Linked DNA regions of Homo sapiens: region 2 is linked to region 1. A link is a loop called in an ENCODE intact Hi-C map of the cell type or tissue named here. Cell type or tissue: PC-3. All regions are shown on one strand. Links, peaks and the distances in the headings refer to the core of each region. The heading gives the core; the rest is flanking DNA.

Region 1 (17,550 bases), core at 7,128-9,627:
GTCAAAAATATCAGTATAGTCAAATATAGTACATAGAAATATGGATATAAAAGCCAGAAAATAAAAAGCAGCTAAAGCAGTTAAAAGCATTCATCTCAGAGGGGTAAATATTAGAAGTTTCATGGATGAGGCAGGAAAAGACTGTTTTTATTATTCACCTAAGTAAACTACTTGATTTTTAAAAATACGTAGATGATATTATTAGAAATTTGAATTTTATTTCGTGTCATGTAAGAGAATGTGTACTGTCTACTGAAAGAATCGAAGGTTCTCTCATTCTCATATTTTCTCTCTACCTCTCTTTAACCAAGTTCATGCACAGTAAGTTCTCGATGTCGTGGATAGGTTCTTGGAAACTGTGACTTCAAGTGAAAGAAAAACAAGTTTCCCAAAGGCTGGTTGATATATACAAGAGTTAGGCCTCTATGTATATTTCTGGCCACAAAAACATTACAAACTTCTAAACAAAGACCAAAATTCTTCCACTATAAAACACTGAAATAACTGTGAGCTATACATCCATTTAAGATAGATTAATAAAAACAGGCAAGGTAATTATTTACCCAATTATTCCAGATCAGGGTGGTGGGTGACCGGAGCCTGTTCTGACAGCTCAAGGCCAAGGTGGAAACCAGTCCCGGACGGGACACCATCCCATCGCAGGGTGCACTCACACGCGCCCACGCTCACTCGCACTGGGACCATTTAGACAAGATGATCACCTCACATGCACGACTTTGGGGTGTGGGCGGGAGGAAACCAGAGCACCTGGGAAACCCATGCAGACCTGGGGAGAACGTGCAAACTCCACACAGACGGGGTCCCCACCCTGGCTGGGAAGCCACGTTTTTGCCCATCAATATTATAAGGAAACAACATTGAACAAAACGTTATTCGAGGACCTGCTGTATGATACTTTTCAAAAAATGATACAAGAAAATTTCCTAAAGTTAAAGAAGATAATTATTTAGGTTGAAATGGACTACTATATCCCTCAATTTTACATAGCTGGTTATTATCACACATATCTTTAAAGCCCAGTTCAGCAAAACTAAATTAAAAGGCCTAATGGCGTGTTTTTTTTTTTTTCTCTTGAAGGGTCTGCCAACATTTTCACACTAAAGCAGTTTAACTGTAAGCAACACAGAGAAAACGCACACCTCTGACCCTTAAGGTTGTGCGCACGACTGAGGTTTCTCCTTCTAGGGCACCAGATGGCACGGATGCATTGTGGGGGTTGATTTCAATGTGTGTGGTTCAATCTTCGGCACCATTTCTCCAAATTACCCAGTGGCCAAGCTTTTAGCATATGAACAGAAAAACACTAGCAAGCCAGGCGCAGTGGCTCACACCTGTAATCCCAGCACTTTGGGAGGCTGAGGCAGGCGGATCACCTGAGGTCAGGAGTTCAAGACCAGCCTGGCCAACATGGGGAACCCCCTTCTCAACAAAAACGCAAAAATTAGCCAGGCATGATGGCGGGTGCCAGTAATCCCAGCTACTCAGGAGGCTGAGGCAGGAGGATCGCTTGAACCCGGGAGGTGGAGGTTGCAGTGAACTGAGATCATGCCATTGCACTCCAGCCTGGGCGACAGGGTGAGACGCCGTCTCAAAATGAAAAAAAAAAAAAGAAAAACACTAGCAATGAGACTTGGTGTGCTAATCATGGATAGTTAAGACTTGTGGATGTCAAAGTTCTGCTCTGCAAAGTTTTTTTTTTATGTTCTGCATAGTTTGAAAATTTATGTTCTGCATAGTTTGAAAACAGTAAAGTTTATCCACTGGGCAAATGCCATACTCATTTCCTGTTAAGAGTACAGAGGGTAGATTGGAAGAATAGTGATACACTTTCTAATGCATTGGTTCTGGCTCTCCATTATCTATGTATGTATGTATCTATCTATGTATGTATCTGTCATCTATCTATCTGCCTACCTGTCTGTCTTTCTCTATATATATATCCTCACTCCCAAGGAAACCAAAGATATATCTGTTGATCACATCATTGTTTAAAGAAGCAAAACTAAAGGAAAATGCTTGTAAACATTTTGAATTGCTTTGCATAGTTTTGAGATAATTGGTGTCAGAATTTTGACTTTCTATATTTGAAAGAATGAAATAAAAATTTTAAAAAAATTAAAAAGCAGAAACGGCCTACTACCGAACAGCCATTCCTCCCTCCTCCTTTGGAACAGAACCTGATTGCTTTAGGTCTTCATGTTCCTGGTGCAGCCCCAGCCCCAGAGCCTGGACCTGTGTTGGTCTACATCCACCATGATCATTCTAATCAGAAGCCTAGGAAGAGGCATGTGGCCCAGTTCTGGCTGATTAGATATTAGAAAAGTCTCCCAGGAGAGGGTCTGTGATGGATTTCTTGGTTCTCGAAATAAGACACAAGGAAAAGATAGTTCCCTCTTCTGCTCTGGACACTGCATGGCCAGAATGTGTTTCCTGAACTCACCACAGCCCTCCGCAGCTAGCTGACATGCTGAAGTTGGCAGACAGAGACAATAGGGAAAAGATGAGACTTGATGGCAAGGCCCTGGGACTGCTTTACTTTGGGAATTCTTATTATATGAACCAATAAGCCTCCATATGATTTAAGTTGCCATGAATTGGCTGTTTGATTACTTGCAGCTGAAAGCATCCTGAATGACAGAGATCCACATCTAAACTCACAGGATGAATTTTCAGAATAGCCAGGATAAATCTGAAAAAAAAGAAGAAAATCCTAAAAAGTGTCCAGAGGGGAAAAAGACGGATGGTCCTCAAAGGAATGAGAATGAGATAAGCCGGAGGCTGAGAACATCACTAGATTCTTGAATACCATGGAGCAGAGCTTTCAGAGACTGAAGGAAAATGGCTTCAACATAATGGTCCAGCCCAAGTGACCTTCCAGTGTGAGGACTCACCACAGAAGTTTTTGGATATGAGGGAATTTAAAAAGTTAACTGCTCATGCATTTTTTTGGGAGGAAGTAACTAAAGAGCATACTCCAGCAAAGTAAGGAAATGAACCAAGAAAAGGGACAAGAAAGACTCTAGAAAACAATAGTTTTGAACCCCAAAGAGCCACCAGAAGACCCAGGACTGCATTTGAATAGCAAGCCTGGATATTAACCATTCCACTGGAGTGGGAGGTCAGAAGGCTCTGGAAGGAAGGACCTGTGAGAAATGGGCTCCTTAGAGAACAGCGTGCTTGAGACACTGCAGGAACCTGAAGTCACGACAAAGGCAAGCAACGTAAGAGGGAGAAATGAAAAGCAAAGGGATGCAGAGTCGTGTATGATGCACCTGGTCCAAATTAGTCCAGGATTTGGATAGGATTCAAGAATAAGAATGAAACAGACCCTGAGCAATTAGAATTTTAGGAAGCAGGAAGCTAGGAGGCATTTGTTGGGTAAGGTGAAAGTTTCTTCTATCCAAAAGAAAAACAAGCTGAACGTACAAGATATAATCCAGATTTGCAGCAAACCAAAATGTATCTTGATTTTGAGCAATTGACAGTGTGAAACAATCAATTGGAAATATTTTCCTTTCATGACTCAAGGACACTGTCAGTTGAACCACACAGAAGGGTATGTCATTCCAGAGCGTGGCTTGACTCAGCAGTGAATAGAATTTGCAGTGAAATCATGTCAACGTTATATTGCTTGTCTCTTGGCTTTTACCTTTGAGAATCAACCTACAAATAAATTCCATATCAATATTCATACATTGATAAATGTTATCCATCTTAACAACATAGAAATGTGTTGACAGAAACTGGGAAGCAGAACTGGGATGAGTAGAGGCAATAATGTCCTCATTCCACCGAGCAAGAAGCAAGAGACAGAGACCGCAGTTGCTACAGCAAGAATGAGCAGAGATAAGATGTTTATGTCATTTAAATATCTCCTGATTTCAGTGGTAATGCTTACAAAGTTCCACCAGTAAATATCATGTTTCCTGTGGCTTGTTTGTTTGTTTGTTTCTTTCAGGCAGAGTCTCACTCTGTCACCCAGGCTGGAGCACAGTGGTGCTCTCTGGGCTCACTGCAACCTCTACCTCCTGGTTCAAGCAATTCTCCTGCCTCTGCCTCCTGAGTAGCTCAAGCAATTCTCCTGCCTCAGCTTCCCGAGTAGCTGGGACTACAGGTGCCTGCCACCATGGCTGGCTAATTTTTGTATTTTTTGTAGAGATGGGGTTTCTCCATGTTGGCCAGGTTGGTCTCGAATTCCTAGCCTCAAGTGATCTGCCCGCCTCGGCCTCCCAAAGTGTTGGGATTACAGGTATGAGCCACTGCACCCAGCCCCTCTGGCTTGATTTTTAAAAATTTTTTTTATCTCTGGGACATTTTAGTTCTACAGAAAAAATTAAGCAAAAAGAGAGAGTTCTCACCCCTCGCTAATTTCCCCAATTTTTAACATCCTGCATTAATGAAGGTTTTTTTTTTTTTTTTTGTTTGTTTGTTTGTTTGTTTTTTACAAAGGGTGAGCCAATATTGACACTGTGGATTGTTTCTTTAGGTTGAGAAAGTTTCCATACATTATTAGGTTTTTGAGTATTTTGATCAGCCTGGGTGTTAGGTTTTTAAACTTAAGAAATGTATCAAGATGAATATATTTCCCCTTAATATGCTAGCGAAGTATGTTAATAGTTTTCAATGTTGAATAATAACAGTAAAAAATAGGATTAATCAGTAGTGTTCGGATGTTTTGGAGGAAAAAATAACTTAGATATATACCTCACACACCACACCCAAAAGCAAATTCCAGGTAGACTAAAGATCTACATGTAAAAATCCAAACCATGAATGAGTCAGAGGAAAATATAGAAGAATGTTTTTACAATCTTGGGATGGGAAGGCCTTACTAACCAAGATAAAAGGAAAAGACGAGGAGATTTTATTACATAAAAATGTAAAATATGTTTCCTGCACCCCATCCCACCCCCCAAGCTGCCACTAACAAAAAGGAAAAAGATAAAAAGATCAGTGGGGCCAGGCGCAGTGGCTCACGCCTGTAATGCCAGCACTTTGGGAGGCCAAATCGGGCAGATCACAAGGTCAGGAGATTGAGACTATCCTGGCTAACACAGTGAAACCCCATGTCTACTAAAAATATAAAAAATTAGCTGGGCGCGGTGGCAGGCGCCTGTAGTTACAGCTACTCAGGAGGCTGAGGCAGGAGAATGGCGTGAACCTGGAGGCGGAGCTGGCAGTGAGCCGAGATCGCACCACTGTACTCCAGCCTGGGGGACAGAGCGAGACTCCATCTCAAAAAAACCAAAACAAAACAAAACAAAAATCAGTGGTAGCCTGGGGTTGGGGGAGGAAGGGATGAACAGGTAGAGCACAGAGGATTTTGAGGACAGTGAGACTATTCTGTATGATACTATAATGATGGATACATGTCGACATTATGTGTTTGTCCAAACCCATAGAATGTACAATACTGGCCAGGCATAGTGGCTCATGCCTGTAATCCCAACACTTTGGGAGGCTGAGGTGGCTGGATCACTTGAGGTCAGGAGTTTGAGACCAGCCTGGTCAACATGGGAAAACCCCATCTCTACTAAAAATTCAAAAATTAGCGGGGCATTGTGGCGCACGCCTGTAATCCCACTACTCGGGAGGCTGAGGCAGGAGAACCACTTGAACCCAGGAGGTGGAGGTTGCAATGAGCTGAGATCGTGTCATTGCACTCCAGCCTAAGGGACAGAGCGAGTGACACTGTCTCAAAAAAAGAGAATGTACAACACCAAGGTGAACTCCAGGGTAAATGATGGACTCGGGCTGATAATGCTGCCTCAGTGCAGGTTCATCAATTGTTACAAACGGACCACTCTGCTGGTGGATGTTGGTAATAGGGGAGGCTGTGCCTGTAGTGGGAGAGGGTGTATGAGAAATCTCTGCACCTTCTGCTCAATTTTGCTGTAAACCTAAAACCGCTCTAAAAAATAGTTTATTTTTAAAAAGCTAAAGGACAGGCTGAGATAAAATATTCACCATACATAGTAGACTTAGGATTAGCATGCATAATATATAAAGAGGCTCTGCATATTGGCAAAACAAGAAACAACTTATTAGAAAATGGATGAAGGATAGAAACAGGCAATTCACCAAAGAATTCCAACTGCTTGTAAATACGTGAAAAGATGCTCAATATCAAAATGTAAGCAAAACACTGAGAGACCTATCAGAATGCTAAAAATTAAATGGGTGGTATGTCTAGAAGGCAACAGAAAAGGGTGAATAGTCAGGGAGAGTCCACCTCAGAAAACCAGGGATGCTGAGGGCTTGCCTTGCTGCTCCTTGAGGTCAGTGCTGGCTGTGAAGGGTGAGGAGCAGGTCTGTGTGGTTCTGAGTCTTCCCAGCAAGGAAGACAGGCGTTAAGCTCCAGGTGGTGGGATCACAGCTGAGCCCACCATGGCAGCTGAGGGTGACCTAGCATTGGTCACGGATGGATGACGTCCATCCATCAGGGTGGATGACAAAGGTTGGTTAGGACAATGGGCCCCAGCCCTTCCCAGCAGCCTCCTCTCACAGCCTGGTCCTTCTCCCTCTCTGCCCCCACCCCATGGCCCTTGCCATCCCTTCTGGAGGCAGGGAACCCCACACTCCAGCTGTGTCCCGGCTCTCTGCATCCCTGGCCCACCCCATCCCCAACCTCCACCAGAGCAGCATCAGATGGAGGAAAAGAAAAGGGGCAAGAGGAAAGAGGGATGGGAAAGGAACTCCAATATCATTTCTTTCCTCCGCATTTTGTCCTGCTAAAGACAGTTTTTTAAAAAAATAATTAAATCTGCCGATATAAGTTCATTGGGAAAAAAATTAAGGACAAATGGAAAATGATGGACCAGTTTAATAATCTGTGGTTAATCATATTAGCCCAGCAAGTAACACAACCTTGATTTCATTTTATTTGGAGGCTTTTGGGGTTGGAAATATGGGTGGTTAGGCTTATCCCTAGCCCCAAAGCTAACTTTTTTTTTTTTTTTTTTTTTTTGAGAGGGAGTCTAGCTCTGTCGCCCAGGCTGGAGTGCAGTGGCAGATCTTGACTCACTGCAAAACGCTCTGCCTCCTGAGTTCAAGAGATTCTCCTGCCTCAGCCTTTTGAGTAGCCAGCATTACAGGTGCCCGCCACCGTGCTTGGCTAGTTTTTGCATTTTCAGTAGTGACTGGGTTTCACCATATTAGCCAGGCTGGTCTCGAACTCCTGACCTCAGATGATCCACCTGCCTCTTCCTCCCAAAGTGCTGGGATTACAGGTGTGAGCCACCATGCCTGGCCCAGAGCTAATTTTTAATCCAGCAATGAGGAGGGACAGGTAAGGATCACCCCAGGGACAGAGGACGCCATTTGCCAGGGACATCACTTGCCTCCATTCTCTGGCTCCTACCTCTAGCTGCATCTTCGGGGGGCCCGGACCCACTCTCCTCACTCCCTGCCCCTCTTCAGGTCCTTCCATGAGCCCTTTCTCTTGCCCTGAACATGTCCTGTTTGGTGATAAATAATCTCCCTTCCATCCTTAATCTTTTCTCCTGTCTTCTTCTACCTGTTGGTCTAAACCAGCCTGATGTCTCCCCAGGGTCTCCGTGCTGGGCAGCCTTCTTAAATGGATATGTTGCCTCCCCGAGTCCCAGGGGCAGAAGCGGGGTCCACATGTCTTGGAGCTGTGTGCAGAACATTGTTTCACAGTCACCTCTCCAGGCTGTCCTCCATGGACGTCTACACTATCCATTGGTCCGCCCTCTCCCCGTCAGCATCACTGAGGCACCTCTAGACCCAGTCCAGTTCTTCCTCACACAGCACCCTTCAGAGTCCCAAGTCCCCTGGGATGTGTCTCCCCCTCAAGTCCGGTGACTTCTCCTGCACTATTCTCACGTGGCCCCGTGATGCTCAGAGCTCACTGCAGTCCCAGAAACCACCCTCAGAGGTGTATGTAGAAACAGGGTAACTGAAGGCTTGGGTGTGCACAAAGTCACCTGGGCTGGAGGCACAGGCCCTCAGTGTGGCTTTGGAACTGGTCCTCACACTGCAGAACTGGAGCTGCATCTCTGACATGACCCAGAAGTGGGGAGGGGGCGGAGGATCAGCGGCGGGCTCCCCATGCACAGCCTCTCTGCGGAGGAGGCTCAACTGCCTCTCATGCCCAGGACGCTGGTCCCTCAGTCGTGATCCACACCAGCCACACAGACGCCCTCTGCCTGCCTCCCACAGGCATGACACTGTTGCCTCCACCGCTGCAGAAAACCAAGTGCCTTCGCCACCATCTCTGTGGTCAGAGCAGAATGAAAGCAATCGGAGCAAGACCTCAGCCTCACCTCCCTGTCCAGGTGACATGCATCTGGCTGTCAGGCCCTTACTGACAGCCCAGAGGCAAGTGGTTCTGAGAAACGTGGGCTTGAACTTTCCAGCCCCCCAGAGGATATCCCCAAGGATGCTGGAGTGGAGGGGCGGTGGTCCAACATCTGCCACACTCACCGCAGTGCCCACCCCTGCCAGGACTCACTCCTTTGAACCCATAAATAACTTTGATCATATCTCCCAGGAACGTGTATATATGTATATGTGTGTGGGGTACATATGTGTGTGCATGTGTGTCCCCTTGTGTAGAGGGTCTGTGTGACTGTGCCAGGGGGGAGAGAGAGACACACACACGCAGTGATAGAGAGAGACAGAGAGAGAGAGAAAGACAAAGAGCCCACAAAGGGGCTGTGCGTGGGGAGCCAGCAGCTGACCCCCTGCCCCCCTCCCCACTTCTTGATCATGGTTTTAACCTCCTTGAAGGCAGGAGATAGGGATGGACTCACTTCCCTGCACAGAGCAGGAGGCTCAGTTCCGTTTGCTGAATGGCGCGGCTGGAAGTGCTCTGGGGGAAGGAAATCAAAGAATATAAGGAAACACAAAGTGGGGAAGGGAACTGACTTTCACAGACAGCTGCATGGCAGTTCATTTAGATGGGGTCAGGTTTTGGCCATCAAAAAAAGCTAGGAAAAACCTTCCTTTCAGAGCTCTTTGACCTTCGGAATCAGAGAAAAGGGATTGTCAGACGTTGCTGTTTTGAGTTATTTCTGGTTTCCCACTTAATTCTCACAGGTCTCAAGGTTGAGCAACTCATTTTATAGGAGAGAAAACGGAGGCTGGGCCAGAAGGACTGTCCTGGGATTGTCGTGGCAGGTGTGGGCTGAATGGAATGGCTAAGCCTCTTCCAACACTGTTCAAACACCCCTCTGTGGAGGAAGAACTGGGAGTCGGGGGCCAGTGCTGCTGTCCCGGGGAACTCCGAACATACACCCCAGATTTGTATTCAAGACTCATTTGTCACTCATGACTCATTTCCAAGTGATGGAATTCCAACTCACAATAGCTTATAAGTTTAGGGGCAGGTGGGGGACTTATTGCTTTGAGTCATGGGGACTTCCAGGAAAGCACAGCGCTTCAGGCATAGCTGGACCCAGGGGGTGGGCAGCCTGTTGCCCAGCAGCTCCAATGAAGGCAATGACTGGCCCAGCTTCGATGGTCTCTCCCCATCCCAAGGAGGGTCAAATTATCTGACTGGCTGGATCTGAGTCACGTCTCAAACTCTGTCACCAGAGGTGGGGTCAGTGCCAACTAAAAGGAAGGAGGGTTAGCCTCCTAAAGACAGCTGGCCAGACAAAAGACATACCGGCAAGGCCACACCACGCACTCACTAACTTGAGCCCCAACTTGGCCTGACCCCCGCAAAGGAGAGAGGGATTCTTTCTGAGACCAAAAACCCTTTCCCAGGTGGAGCACTCCTCTCTAGCAGCCATTTCTCTCCTTAACCGGAACATCACACTCGGCACGTCTGCAAGGGCATATTAAAGTATAAAAGCCACAGAAACAAAATTGAAAATAAAATTTATGACCCTTTTTCGAGCCAATATCCTAAAGCTGACCAAGATAGCCAACCAGATGTGGTCCCGTAAATTGCGGGAGAAGTGTAACGGGCACTTCTATGAAAGCACACACATAGAGGGGGACTCTGCTCATTTCCTAGGTCCCCGGGGAATGGATGAAGAATGTCTCAAAGATCTCGCTTCAGACAGAGAGAAGAGGTGCACTTGCCAACAATCAGCTCATCTCTTCCTTATTTCTGCTAAACTCGTCAAAGCTCGTCTGTTTCAGCTCCTCGGGCCACCTCAGCAGGACTGTTATTGCTACAGAAAAGTTCTGATACGGCCTGAGAACTTCTGTTTCTCTGGCTTAGAGATGTAGGTGGAGGGGCAAATATCTGAGTCCGATTCTGGTCAAGGATGTGCCATTCTTTTTCTTCCCTTTTAAGTCTTTTATTTGCATCTATTTTATGCTGAACTTCTTCCCACGCCGTAAATGTTTGTTTCTTCAGATTCTTCTGGGATACATTTTCTTCTGTGCAACCTCCTTTTCTGGCTTGGGAACAAATTTTCTTTTTTTCTTCAGCAAGGATCACCTCATGGGAGTTCATGTATGGGTTAATCCCACCGTGAGTTCTGTAAATATGGTGGTGCCAATATCTTGGGTACTTTGTTCACCTAGACATGTTCGTTGACCAGAGAATTTACATCTAAACCCTTAAGTTCAGCATTACTCTCTGCATTTTTAAGCAGGTGTGGCAAAAATTCCATACTCTTTTGGATCCTTGGTATCTAATATCTTGGGTACTTTGTTCACCTAGAGATGTTCATTGACCAGAGAATTTATATCTAAACCCTTAAGTTCAGCATTACTCTCTGCATTTTTAAGCAACTGTGGCAAAAATTCCACACTCTTTTGGAGCCACTGACCCTGCATCCAGCCCTACTGTTGGCCTGGGCACACCTCTCAACTCCACCATCATAAGACAGAATGACACACATTGCTTCGGTTAAGATACACCTTTCAGACACTTGGTGGCTTTCCAGATACACACACCTGTCATGGTCTAGGAGTGTTCTTAAAGTGAACACAAAGATTTAAAACTCTTGATGTGCATGATTTTGTGGGGGTTTTCTGCGTCAAGTGAACAGTAAACCACTTTCACAGGTCACCAGAGACCGCTTATAGGCAGAGCTCCCATTCTCTTTAGATGTAACCTTCTCCTCTGGTTGGATGGAACAGGGGCCATGGTAAAAGTTGCCCACAAGACCCAGAAATGCGTGCGTGAGTGCATGCGCGCGCGCGCGCGCACACACACACACACACACACACACACACACCCATGGAGAGCCTCTCCAACAGAGCAGAGGGAAGACAGGACAGACTCTTCACATGGAAGGCTCAGAACATTCCACAGGGCAGTGGCCAACTTTCCACTATAGCAGGCCTGTTTCATGTCCAGCTAACACCTCTTCTCTATCGTTTCTTGCTAAGAGAATAGTGTCTGACGACAATGTGCTCAGGAACGAGGAGTGAATTATGAGTCCCTCCACCAGTGAGTTGAGGGGTAAGGGTAGAGGTGAGCATGTGACCAGTTCTGGCCAATGAAACACAAGGATAAGTCTTCTAGGAAATTATGGATTCATTTTTTACCCTGATTAGAGAGGGGCAAGGGGGAAAATGTTCCATTTTTGCTGTCTCCTTTTCTCCAGCTTTGTGTGCATGGCGTCAGGCAGTGCTGCTTCAAGCTGCTGCAACTATCAGACCAGAGAATCCCAAAAAAGCCAACTTAGAACGAAGGATCCACTGTGAAACTGCCCACCTCTCTGCTTCCTGATAGGTTAGATAATAGTACTTGCATCATATGAGATAGTGTTATATTCTGTTACTTGCTGCTCAGAGGTACCAACAGCTATACTCATGGTTGCTTCTCTGACTTGAGACAGAACTGGGATAAGACGTCACACCAGTGCCCATCCTACTTACTTGGAATTCCACTTTAGAAGGCTTTCCACACCTGTTTGGAGCATTCACCATGTAACTGATACATGCCTTGGGCTCACATCTCCACTTCCATCCAGACATGTTAGGGATAATTCTTGTGGCAGTCACCATGGCCTTGTGTCTAACACTATTTAGCACAACTACATAATTTTGCATTTCTTTTGCTTTTTTTAAAAATTAAACTTTTTATTTTGAGCTAATCATAGGTTCTTCTGCAGCTGTAAGAAATAATATAGAAAGATACAATGAACGCTTTACCCAGTTTCCCCCAGTGGTAGCATCTTGCAAAACTATAGTACAATATCACAACCAGGAAATTGATATTGATAAAGTCAAGATACAGAACATTTCCATCTGCACAGGAGTCCTCCATGTTTTACTTTTACAGCCACATATACTTCCCTCCAGCCCCCACCCCCGCCACACTCAGTCCTTAAACCCTGGCAATTGCTAATTCATTATATGTTCTCCATTCCCATAATTTTATCATTTCAAGGCTGTTACATAGATAGACTCATACAGTAGGTAACCTTTTGGGTTTTTTTCAGTCAGCATAATATTCATCCTGGATATTCATCCTAGTTTTTACATGTATCAGCAGTTCACTCCTTTTTATTTCTGAGTAGTATTGCATAGTATGACTGTACCACAATTTGTCTAACCATTCACTCACTGAAGAACACCTGGGTAGTTTCCAGTTGAGGCTGTTATGAATAATGAAGGTATGAACATTCATGTACAAATTATTGTGTAAACATAAGTCTTGATTTCTCCAGGATAAATACCCAGAAACACAGTTGCTGGGTTGTACGGTAGTTGCACACTTATTTTCTTAAGAAACTGACAAACTGTTTTCCAGAGTGACTATACCAGTTTATACTTTCACCATCTATGTATAAGTAATCCAGTTTCCCTGCATCCCTAGCAACATTTGGCATTGTCTCTTTTATTTTAGCCATTCTGATAGGTGTGCAATGATACCTCATTTTGGTTTCAATTTGCATTTCCCTGATGGCTAATGATGTTGAACATCTTTTTATATGCTTATTTGCCACCTGTATATCTTCTTTGGTGAAATGTCTGTTCATGTCTTTTGCCCATTTTCTAATTAGGGCTTTTTTTCTTTTTTATTTCTCTTTCTTTTTTTTTTTTTTAACTGTTGAGCTTCAGAAGTTCTTTGTATATAATAAATACTAGTCCCTTGTCACTTATGTGGTTAGCAATATTTTCTCCTGGCCTGTAGCAGCTTTTCAACTCTTAACAGGGCCTTTTGTAAGGCAAAAGGTTTTATCTTTTTTTTTTTTCTTTAAGTTCTGGGATACATGTGCTGAACGTGCAGGTTTGTTACATAGGTATACATGTGTCATGGTGATTTGCTGCACCTATCAACCCGTCATCTAGGTTTTAAGCCCCATGTGCACTAGGTATTTGTCCTAGTGCTCTCCCTCCCCTTGTCCCCGACCCCCAACGGGCCCCAGTGTGTGATCTTGCCCTCCCTGTGTCCAGGTGTTCTAATTGTTCAACTCCCACTTATGAGTGAGAACATGTGGTGTTTGGTTTCCTGTTCATGTATTAGTTTGCTGAGGATGATGGTTTCCAGCATCATCCATGTCCCTGCAAAGGATATTAACTCTTTCTTTTTTATGGCTGCATAGTATTCCATGGTGTATATGTGCCACATTTAGGTTTTATCTTTTTATTAAGTTTAATTTATCAATTTTTCCTTTATGGTTCGTGTCTTTGATGTTAAGTTGAAGAACTCTTTGCCAGACTCTATATCCTGAGCCAGGCATGGTAGATAGAGCCTGCAGTCCTGACTGTTCAGAAGGTTGAGGCAGGAGGATTGCTTGATTGAGGCTGCAGCAAGCCATGATCATACCACCACACTCCAGCCTGGGTGACAGAGTGAGACTTTGCCTCAAAAAAAAAAAAAAAAGTTTTGCATCCCCAAGATGTTTTCCTATGATATTTTTTCTAAAAGTTTTAGTTCTACATTTATAACTATCATTCATTCCAACTTATTTTCTTGTATAAATGAGAGGTCTAACTCAAGATTCCATGTTTTTTTAATGGGTGCCTACTTTATCCAGCACCATTTATCAAAAAGGCTATCCTCCCTCCATTGAATTTTTTTTTAGAGACAGGTTCTCACTCTGTCATAGCTCACTGCAGCCTCAAACTCCTGGGCTCAAGCAGTCCTCCAGCCTCAGCCTCCCAAGTTGCTGAGATTATAGCCATGGGCCACTGAGCCCAGCCCTCTATTGAATTCTTTTGCATCTTTATCCAAAATCAGTTGGGCATATTTGTGTTGGTCTATTTCTGGATTTCTCTATTTGATTCCATCAAACTATGTGTGTATCTCTCCATCAATACCGTAGAGTTTTGTTACTGTATGTTTTAAAGTTGAGTAGACCAATTCCTCCAATTCATTCATCCTTAAAATTGTTTCAACTCTTCTAGTTCCTTCGCCTTTCCTTATAAATTTTAGAATATTTATATCTATGTATATATTTATTTTTTCAAAAACCTTGCTGAGATTTTGATAGAAATTACATTTAGCCAATAAATAATTTGGAGAGCATAGGCATCTTTACTACATTGAGTCTTCCAATCCATGAACTTAGTATGTCCCTTGATTTAATTAGAGCTTCTCTGAATTCTATCATGAGTATTTTGTAGTTTTTAGCATACAAGTCCTGTAAGCATTTTATGACATTTATGCCTATTTCTTTGTCTTTTTTTTAGTGATCATAAATAGCACTGTATTTTAAGTTTCAGCATCCACATGTATTAATAGTATAAAGAAATAAAATTGATTTTTGTATGTTGTTCATCTTTCTATGTCCTTGATAAATGCACTTATTAGTTCTATTTTTTTTGTATATTTCTTGGGATTTTCTGTATAGACAATCATATATGCAAATAGGAACATTTTTAGCTCCTTTTTGATTTGTATACATTTTATTTCCTTTTATTACCTTATTGTAATGGCTAGGACTTCCCTACTATGTTGAATAAAAGTAAGAGTGGATATTTTCACCTTATTCCCAAACTTAGAGGGGAACTATTCAGTGTTATTATTATTATTCAACTAAGCATTAAGTATAATTTTAGCTGTAAGGGGTTTTTTTTGGTACATGGTCTTTCTCCAATAGAGAAAGTTCCTTCTATTCTTAGTTTTCTGTAAGTTTTTTTTTTAATCATGAAAAGGTGTTGATTTTTGTCAAATGCTTTTTCTGTACCAGTTGATACGATTATGTGATTTTTTTTCTTCAGCCTGTTAATATGGTGGATTACATTAAATAACTTTTGAATATTGAACCAACCTAGCATCCTTGGAGTAAGTCCAACTTGCTCATGATTTAGATTTTTTTTCTATATTGATAAATTCTATTTGCTAAGAGTTTGTTAAGAATTTTTGTATCTATATTAAAGCGGGATGTTAATCTTTAGTTTTCCCTTTTTTTAATTGTCTGTCTGGCTTTGGTATTAGGGTAATAGCAGCTTTATGAATCAGTGGAGATGTGTTCCTTCCTTTTCTATATTTGGAAAGAGATCATATAGAATTGGTTTTAAATATTATTTAAATGTTTGGAAAACAATCTTCAGTGAAACCATGTGTGTCTGGAGATTTCTTTCTTGGGAATTTTTAATTTAAAAATTCAATTTCCTGACTTTTGGTTACCAGTGCAACATCTAAAGAGCTTGAAAGTTGTTATTCCCATCTCCACAGCAAACAAACCAATGAAAACACCAAACAACCTGAAAATCAACAATTCTTCTTAGATCCATCAGGGAATTGAAGCCACAGGACAAACTGCCACTTTGAAAATTACAGTGACAGATGGGTATTGAAATTTATAGCTGAAATCACCTTCCTTTCCCCGCCAGAACCTTCTAAGAACACTTAAAGGGTAGCTGACTAAGATTGACTGTAGACCAGCTTGAGAGCTAAACTCCTAGAACCTGGCTTAGTGGGCCCCACATTCTCATGAGTTTTACTTCTAGGAGACATACCAGATTCTCACCAGAAAGATTGGAGAAAATCCCAAAATATTTGGTGATTAAACAAATTATAAATAATACATGGGCCAAACAAGCCTGAAGAGAAATATTAAAATATTTTGGACTAAATGAAAATAAAAACACAACTTATCAAAATTCACAGGATGAAGCAAAAGTAGTTCTTGGGGGAAATTTATGGTATTAAATGCATTATCAGAAAAAAGAAAGATCTAAAATCAATAATCTAAACTTTTACCATGGGGAATTAGTAAAAGAAGAGCAAATTAAATTTAAAGTAAAAATAATAAAAGAAATAATAATTAGAGCAGAAATTAGTGAAATTGCAAACAGGAAAAAATAGAGAAAATCGACAAAATCAAAGCTGATTTTTTTCAAGATCAATAAAATTGATAAGACTCTAACCAGGGTAACCACAAAAAACACATCAGCAATGAATAATAGGAATGAATAATATCAGAAATGAAAGAGGGATCATCACTACAGAGCCCATGGACACTAAAAGGATAATAAAGGAATATTATGAACAACTCTATTTAACTTAGATAGAATGGACCAAGTACATGAAAGATATAATCTATCAAAACTCACGCAGCCAGGCACGGTGGTTCACTTCTGTAATCCCAGCAATTAGGGAGGGTGAGGTGGGCGGATCCACTGAGGTCAGGAGTTCAAGACCAGCCTGGCCAACATGGTGAAACTCCATCTTTACTAAAAATACAAAAATTAGCCAGGCGTGGTGGTGTGCACCTGTAATCCCAGCTACTCGGGAGGCTGAGGCACAAGAATCTCTTGAACCTGGGAGGTGGAGGTTGCAGTGAGCTGAGATCAAGATTGTGCCATTGCACTCCAGCCTTGGCAACAGAGTGAGACTCCATCTCAAAACAAACAAACAAACAAACAAACAAACAACAAAAACACGAAAAACCAACCAAACAAAAAAACTCTCACAAGGAGAAAAGTCTAAATAGGCCTATATCTGCTTAAAAAATGGAATTAGTAACTAATGACTTTTCAAAACTGAAAGTACCAGGTCCAGGTGGTTTAATAGATGAGTTCTGCCAAATATTTGAGGAAGAAAAGATTTCTATAATCTCTTCCCTAAAATAGAGGGAGAAGGAATACTTCCTACTCATTCTATGTGGACAACATTATCATCATAACCAAAACAACAAAAGACATCACAAGAAAGAAAAACTACAGATCAATATCTTACATGAACATAGATGCAAAATCCTCAAAAAATATTAGCAAATAGAATCCAACAATGTAGAAAAAAGTACATATATTACAACACAATTAAAAATGCTCAGCAGGCCTGGTGTGGTGGCTTACACCTGTAATCCTAGCACTTTGGGAGGCTGAGGCGGGTGGATCACCTGAAGTCAGGAGTTCAAGACCAGCCTGACCAATATGATAAAACCCCATCTCTACTAAAAATACAAAAATAAGCCAGGTGTGGTGGCATGTGACTGTAGTCCCAGCTACTTGGGAGGCTGAGAGAGGAGAACTGCTTGAACCTGGTAGGTGGAGGTTGCAGTGAGCTGAGATTGCACCACTGCACTCCAGCCTAGGTGACAGAGTGAGACTCTGTAAAACAACAAAAACAAAACAAAACAAAACTCACAAATGAGGAGGAATAGAGAGAGATGAACTTCCCCAACTTGATAAGGAACATAT
Region 2 (7,728 bases), core at 1,972-4,471, 290 kb before region 1:
AGACCTAGACCAACAGAAGTTGCTTCTCTTTTACTTTCAAAAGCTTTTGAAAGTAATTCAACCAGTGTAGTATCTTATCTTTGTTAACAAACTGATACAAGAACTCTCTCCTTCAGAAACACCATCCAGTTCATCTTCCTATATAGAAAATAGGATGTACATGGTATCACATGAAGACTGACTACTGAAATATTTGCTCTGCTAAGCTGGTAGAAATTTCTTGTGATGTGTGGACCATTGATGTACATGGACTATAAGCACTCAAATTTAATACCACATTAATATGTCAGAGTTTTTGGTTAATTTTGTAGGAGACGAACTGCCAGACAGATCAGATCATGTTTCTGAAGGTGAAGTAGAGTTAAGTTGGATATCCGTGTCTTACGTTTTGCTTCTCCTGGCAATATCCTTTGCAAGCTGTGCACCCCGTTTGCCCTTGAACATTTTCTCTGCTTCCTGACGCTCCTACAGCGACACCACACACAGAGTTAATGGAAATAGGAATACCACATGCATTTAGATGCATTCCTCAGAAGACATGGAAGCGAACTCTCCTACAGTACTCCGGGCTGGTGAAAATACCAAAAAGCAATTTCAAATTAAGAGAAGACACAGTGGTCTTCTTTCTTTGGTAGAGCTCCCTGAAGAAAGTTCATTCTCCTAGCTCCAAGGAGGGGATCCCAGGGAACTAAGAAGGCAATTAAATGAATAATAAAATAATGAATTCCTAATAAAGGGAAAAATCATCCTAACACACGGAGCTGCACGAAAGTAGGTTACATTAAGTTCTCCGCTGGGAACGTATCTAGGCAGACAATCCACTGTTAAGACTGCTCACCGTGGCCTCAGCACTTTGCGAACTTCGGAATAGCCAGCATTACATAAGAGAGCTCCAACTTAAAAGTTCTATCATAAACTCTGCTATTAGAAAAAAATGTGATGTAACATTTTCCCTCCCACTTTTATTACAAACTAATGGTAAAATTTACTCATTTAGACAATTTTAATAATCAGTAACAAAAATATAAAGAAAAACACACAACTCTATAATGGCTCACAAGCAACAGATTACTACTTACTTTTAGTTTCACTTTCTGGAAATCCAGTACTCTGACTTGCGGAACTTTATAAATCACATACAATCTGTAATGCTTCTTATTGGTTACCGGATTTCTTAGGATACTACAAGAAAAGGAATGACACAATGGCAAACTTGTTCATGGCACAGCACTCAAGAGGTCTGTTTGAATAGTCTAAGGAACCTATAAATCAAGGGAACATTCACATTCTTCACATTGCAACATTGTAACAATTTAACATTAAGGAAATATATTCAATCTTTCTTTGTAAAAGGCACTTTTTTTTTAAATTATACTTTTAAGTTCTAGGGTACATGTGCACAACTTGCAGGTTTGTTACATATGTATACATGTGCCATGTTGGTGGGCTGCACCCATTAACTTGTCATTTACATTAGGTATATCTCCTAATGCTTTCCCTCCCCCCTTTCCCCACCCCACAACAGGCCCCGGTGTGTGATGTTCCCCTTCCTGTGTCCAAGTGTTCTCATTGTTCAATTCTCACCTACGAGTGAGAACATGGGGTGTTTGGTTTTTTGTCCTTGCGATAGTTTGCTGAGAATGATGGTTTCCAGCTTCATCCATGTCCCTACAGAGGACATGAACTCATCCTTTTTTATGGCTGCATAGTATTCCATGGTGCATATGTGCCACATTTTTTAATTATCTGATTACATTAAGGTCAAGGCTGGTAAAAGTAATGTTATTTTAAAGGGCTTCATTTTGTCACAATATGTAATTCCCATACCTTAGGTAAGTCAGCGATTTGAGAGATGCCAGAGGGTCCAGATCACCCTGTCAAGCAATAGCCACAGGTAAGAACGCGAATACCACACGCTATTTTGAGATTCTGAAATGGAGAGTGCTTTTGAAGCAAGTTGTCTTTTCATTATTTACTGAATTTTTACTCTCTAGCAACAAGCCCAATACTAGCACATCACAAATGTTTAAATAATTTCTACCGATGAATACATGGGAGCTTCTTAAAATCTTGGCATTAACAGCTTCTGTCTCAATAGCAGGAGATAAGAAATTGCTTTCCTACAGGAATCTCAAAGTGGCTGCTGAGCCATGATTTGGAAAAGAAAACAATGGCAAAGCTGATGGGACTCTGGAGCAACCTATTCACACTGGGAACTGCAAGCCAGAATCTTGGTGTAAGTGGGCTTTCCTGCTAGCGCCAGCTTCAGCGTCTAAGAACAACAAAGGTATACTGTCTTTTGAAAGAAGGTACATTTATCCTAGCTGCCCCTGAAAATCTCTTTAAATAAAATTTGCAGGGACAAGGAATAGTATAGCTTAAAAATGATCGAATTAATGGAAAGAAGGCAGGGTGATTTTTTTTTTTTTTTTTTTTGAGACGGAGTCTCGCTCTGTTGCCCAGGCTGGAGTACAGTGGCGTGATCTTGGCTCACTGCAAGCTCCGCCTCCCGAATTCATGCCATTCTCCTGCCTCAGCCTCCCAAGTAGCTGGGACTACAGGCGCCCACCACCATGCCCGGCTAATTTTTTTTGCATTTTTAGTAGAGACGGGGTTTCACTGTATTAGCCACGATGGTCTCGATCTCCTGACCTCGTGATCTGCCTGCCTCGGCCTCCCAAAGAGCTGGGATTACAGGCGTGAGCCACCACGCCCAGTGGGCAGGGTGAATTTTTAATCTTCTCCAATTGTTCCATAAAACATAGTGCAATAAGGATAGCAAAAAAACAAAAACCTATGGTTACCAGCTACAACCAAGCTAGATGGCAAGGCATTCTGCAGTAACTCTAAAATAGGAACAAGTAGAGACAACCCATGTTGAGAGCAACAAGGCTTGCAGGGTGACGGCCTTTGTACAGGAAGAAGCAGAGGGGAGGCGAGGAGCCGTCTTACAAACTGGAGAACTCCAGTGACTGAGAAAAGCAGGCCCAAGACCAGCATGTTCCAATAATGACTACAGGGGTCTGTGATAAGGGCTGCAGGGGCAAGAGCAATTTGGGCCCTCACTCTTAATAGAAATCATGTCCCAACACGGCCCTGCCCTGAAGAGAAACTGCTGGAACAGGCGCAAATTGGGTAGATGGTGGGGAAGGGGTGTGTGTGTGCAAGAGGCACAATGAGAAAAAAAAGTACAGATAAAAACAGGGAGAGCAGAGCCAGAAATTCTCAAAAAGCAAGCTGCCATCTTCAAATATGTCACAAAAACCACCAGAGGGAGCTCTAGAGCTTGATACTGTTTTACCCCCACTGAAGATGATCCAAAAAGGAATAAAGAACAAAGTGGTAACATTTGTTACATACACAGTGTAAAACGTAATGGCGATGTAGTGATGGGCTTCAAAAAAGAATAAATATGTAACAACCCGAAGGCTGCTGAAATGTTGAAGGTCACTGTACTGTATTGTTTAGCAGGGTAAAGGTGTCAAAGTTTAAAATTAAATGTTGAAGGTCATGGTACAGTGATCTTAACATTTAATTTTAAACTTTTATAAATATGTGTGTTTTAATTCCTACGATGCTAACTCAAGATTGAAAGAGAGTAATTTCTAAACCATCAGAAGAAAAAATGGAATGACAGAAGGAGAGCATCTACAATAAAGGAGAGAAAACGGATTGAAGAACGGGTGGGACAGACAGGAAGCCCCAGAACAGAGAGAAGACAAACTGGAACACACCAGTAATTACATTAAATGTAAACAGACTAAATATAAATAATTCACTTAAAAGAGCTTTCAGACTGGATTGTAAAAAATTCCAACCAGAGCTGGGCGCGGTGACTCACGCCTATAATCCCAGCACTTTGGGAGGCCAAGGCGGGTGGATCACAAGGTCAGGAGTTCGAGACCAGCCTGACCAACATGGTGAAACTTCGTCTCTACTAAAAAAAAAAAAAATACAAAAATTAGCCAGATGTGATGGCGCCCACCTGTAATCCCAGCTACTCGGGAGGCTGAGGCAGCAGGAGAATCACTTGAACCCAGGAGGCAGAGGTTGCAGTGAGCCGAGATCTCGCCACTGCACTCCAGCCACTCCATCTCAAAAAAAAAAAAAAAAAATTCAACCATACAGTTTTTAAGAGAGAAATCTAAACTACAAGAGGTACAGACAAGCTGAAAGTAAATTTTGGATGGAAAACGATTTATCATGCATATAACTAACCAAAACAAAGATTGTTTCGAGGTAAAAGAAACCTCAAGGTAAACAGCATTAATAGAGATCGAGGGTCACAACATAATAAAAAGTTTCCGTTCACCAGAAAGATATGAATAATTTAAAATTTGTATGTATCAAATAAGGCAACTTCAAAATATACAAAACTAAAATCGACAGAACTTCAGGGATAGTCAAATCCACTACCATGCTGTGAGATTCTAACATACCTCTCTCAATAACTGATAAGCCCAGTAGTCTTCATCTTTGCAAAGAGCTTTAAATACAACTCTAATTTCTCTAACAGCACCTATCATGAGACACATTGCCTATAAATATGTATTTCGGGTTGAATACTTCACACACTTCAGAAAGGACATGGCCATGGACCAGTGCTGTCTTATGTTTGTAGTCAAGCATCTCCTTGAGAATCTGAAGGATGCTATGGACCTTGTCCACAAGGAAAGGAACACAGTTCATTCTCAACAATCAGGAAAATACGGGAGGAAGGTTAAGTCACAAAATTAAGTTATACGATTTTTTTTTTTTTTTGAGATGAGGTCTTGCACTATTGCCCAGACTGGAGTACAGAGACATGATCATGTCTCACTGCAGCCTCGACTGATGGCTAGGGCTCAAGTGATCCTCCCACTTTAGCCACTGGAATACCTGGGACCACAGATGCACGCTACCACTTTTGGCATTTTTTTTTTTTTTTTTTTTGAGACGGAGTCTCTTTCTTTGCCCAGGCTGGAGTGCAGTGGCATGATCTCAGCTCATTGCAACCTCTGCCTCCTGGGTTCAAGCAATCCTCCTGTCTCAGCCTCCCAAGAAGCTGGGATTACAGGAACCCACCACCACGCCCGGCTAATTTTTGTATTTTTAGTAGAGACGGGGTTTCACCATATTGCCCAGGCTGGTCTTGAACTCCTGACCTCGTGATCCACCCGCCTCGGCCTCCCAAAGTGCTGGGATTACAGGCATGAGCCACTGCACCCGGCTTTTCTAAAAAAATTACTTATAGAGAGAGACAAGGTCTCACTATGTTGCCCAGGCTGGTCTAGAACTCCTGGGCTCAAGTGATCCTCCCACCTTGGCTTCCCAAAGTGCTTGGATTACAGGCATGAGCTATGGCACCTGGCCTACAATATAAATTTAAGCATCCAGTGTTTAAGTGAAGAATTTAGGTTACAAAACAATACACAGTATCTCAATTATGTTAAAAATTGGATACACAGAACAGAAATTTAAAAAGCATGAAAACAGTTCCAAGTGGATTGTTCATCTAACGTGAAGAGTAAAACAAGGTTTCTAGACTGGAACTGTTCAGCAAGATTTAATGCATATCAGATATGTAATCTAAAATTTTCTAGTAGCCATGTTAAAATAGGTGAAACTAATTTTAATAATATGCCATTTAACTTATTATCCAAAACGTTATCATTTCAACATCGATATAAAAAAATTACTGAGATAGTTTACTTTTTTTTTTTTTTGCACTTAAGTCTTTGAAATCCAGTGTGTATTTTATAGTTCTAGCACATCTCAATTATAAGTAGCCACCTGTAGTTACTGGTACTATATTGAACACTGCAATTGTAGAAAACAACATAGGAGTTTATAACCCTGGAATAGGGGAAATTTAAACATCAAAAGGGCTACAATAAAGAAGAAGATTGATTCATTGGACTGCACCTAAATTAGGAACTTCTCTAACAAGACATCCTAAGTCAAAAGTCAAGTAAAAGTAGGAAAATATTTGCAACATACGGCTGCAGAACCCAAAAGGCCCAGATCCTGAATTAAGAAAAAGACAAGAAAGAGGATACTGAGATCATTTTCTAGATTTTGTAAATTTTCTGTAGGAAGCACATAGTACCTTTAACCCCACCCACCAAATACATTTTCCTTCTGTGCAACTTACCAGTTCCACGAGACTATTATTGGTGAGAATGAGTTCTGTCAGACAGGGCAGAGCCTGATCAAGTCCCTCACCTATACGGCTAAAATAAAAATAGAGTCTTAGTAAAAGTGAAAATTAAATAAGCTAACAATTTTATCTACCTCCTTGCTCAGAGGATCACAGAGAGACACTTAGAGATCCTTCTTCCAACACCCTGATAAAGAGGAAACAAAGCAAAAAGAACCCTTTTCTGAGGCCACAGGGTCAGCAACAGAAGTGGGATTTTAGACACTGCCTGGGGCTAATTCCACTGTCATACCATCTAGTGGAACCTGAGAAAAGGTGCAACTCCTGGGTGGCACAAACTACTTAACTCACTTCATGATTTTTTGTGCAGGCAGCACAGAAATACAAATAATTCTGGATTCCCAGCTCAGGTACAAGACACAACAACTATACTATAGGGGAATGGTTAACCTATGAGAAATATTTCTATCTGAAGGAAATCCCACTCACCACCCAGTACCTTTAAAGACATTATCTATACACCAAGTGCTTTTTTTCCAATAAAGTTTACACAGAGCTGATGAAGGCAGGGTCAAAAAAGATCTCAATTTCAATAAGTAACAGTCTAGAAATTAGTTGCAGTTAAAAAAAAAAAAAAGCAGAGACGCTCAGTCAAAAGTATAATTGTTACCTTTATATATCCTTTTACTATGACCCCTTTGATAATTGTTTTAGAAGCCAAAATGTATACAAAGCAACATGTTTTTATTTAGAAACTTAACCATGAAAATAAAAATACATGATTTCTGAACAGATACAAGTAAGACTAGACTAATGCCAGGTTAATCTCTGGATCTCTATAGGAAAAGTGAAGTTCATTTCTCATTTTAAGAAAAAACATGTATTGAATGTGGCTTCCATTATGGAAAAAATATTTTTTCAAAATATAAATAAAAAAGAAAAAGAAAAAGAAAAAGAAACATGTAGGTTTAACCAGTAGCACGTGCTACAACTTCTTCAGGAAACACTGCAACATTTACTCTAGGGGAAAAAATTACTTTCCCCTACAGACACGTACCATATTCTGTTGTTGTTCACTAACAATGTTTTCAGTCTTCTCAACAAAGGAAAACCATCCAGTTTCCTGATCTCATTGTCAGAAAAATCAATAGCATCAAACTGGTCTAACGTAGCACCTAGATTTTCAATGACGGGAATTTTATACCCTATAAAATGGAGGAAAAAAACACAAGAGGTATTAATATAACTAAACAGTTGCCCCTTAAAGCATTAGCTGTATTTCATAGTATCTGACTCCAGGCTTTGATTTATTCAGGAAGTATTACCTAGCACCTATGTCGGGTCACGCATGACTTGCCGCTGTTTAAGATACTAGAGAGAAAACGCTGAACGAGTCTCAAGTCCCCAGTGCCATGAAGCTTAGAATCTGATGACAACAAGGACAAGGACAATAACAATGGCTGATATAGGCAGCTAACATTTATAAGAACATTTACAAGGTGCCTCACACTGTCCTAAGTCGTTTGGGCTAGTTAAGCGGAATCGGCACAACAGGAGTTTACACTTGGAGCTGCTTAGTCTCAGTGCCC

Evidence for each region. Hi-C counts contacts between places; a loop is a spot of excess contacts. Peaks named below come from ENCODE experiments on the same cell type or tissue, not always from the same donor. Only the 100,000 strongest peaks of a DNase experiment are listed, where the experiment ranks them.
Region 2: a loop joins it to region 1, with 3 times the contacts of the local background. A loop is called at or near these places in 19 of 110 quality-filtered maps.

What each region holds. Positions count from the first base shown.
Region 1 is chr15:101,570,567-101,588,116 of GRCh38, forward strand. No RefSeq gene overlaps it. Among named protein-coding and RNA genes, the nearest start is that of LINC02348, 35 kb to the right of the region's middle. RefSeq lists an enhancer at 8,724-9,923. In PC-3, for the core only: CTCF peaks have their summits at 8,200 and 8,402; a DNase peak (open chromatin) is centred at 9,455; H3K4me3 peaks cover 642 bases; H3K27ac peaks cover 1,060 bases.
Region 2 is chr15:101,285,829-101,293,556 of GRCh38, forward strand. SNRPA1 (small nuclear ribonucleoprotein polypeptide A') reads right to left here. Exons shown (of 9, transcript NM_003090.4): 2 at 7,197-7,344; 3 at 6,134-6,212; 4 at 1,828-1,874; 5 at 1,080-1,182; 6 at 386-465. Among named protein-coding and RNA genes, the nearest start is that of SNRPA1, 5.6 kb to the right of the region's middle. RefSeq lists an enhancer at 7,377-7,456. In PC-3, for the core only: CTCF peaks have their summits at 3,248 (motif pointing right) and 3,263 (motif pointing right); no DNase peak of the experiment used is centred there.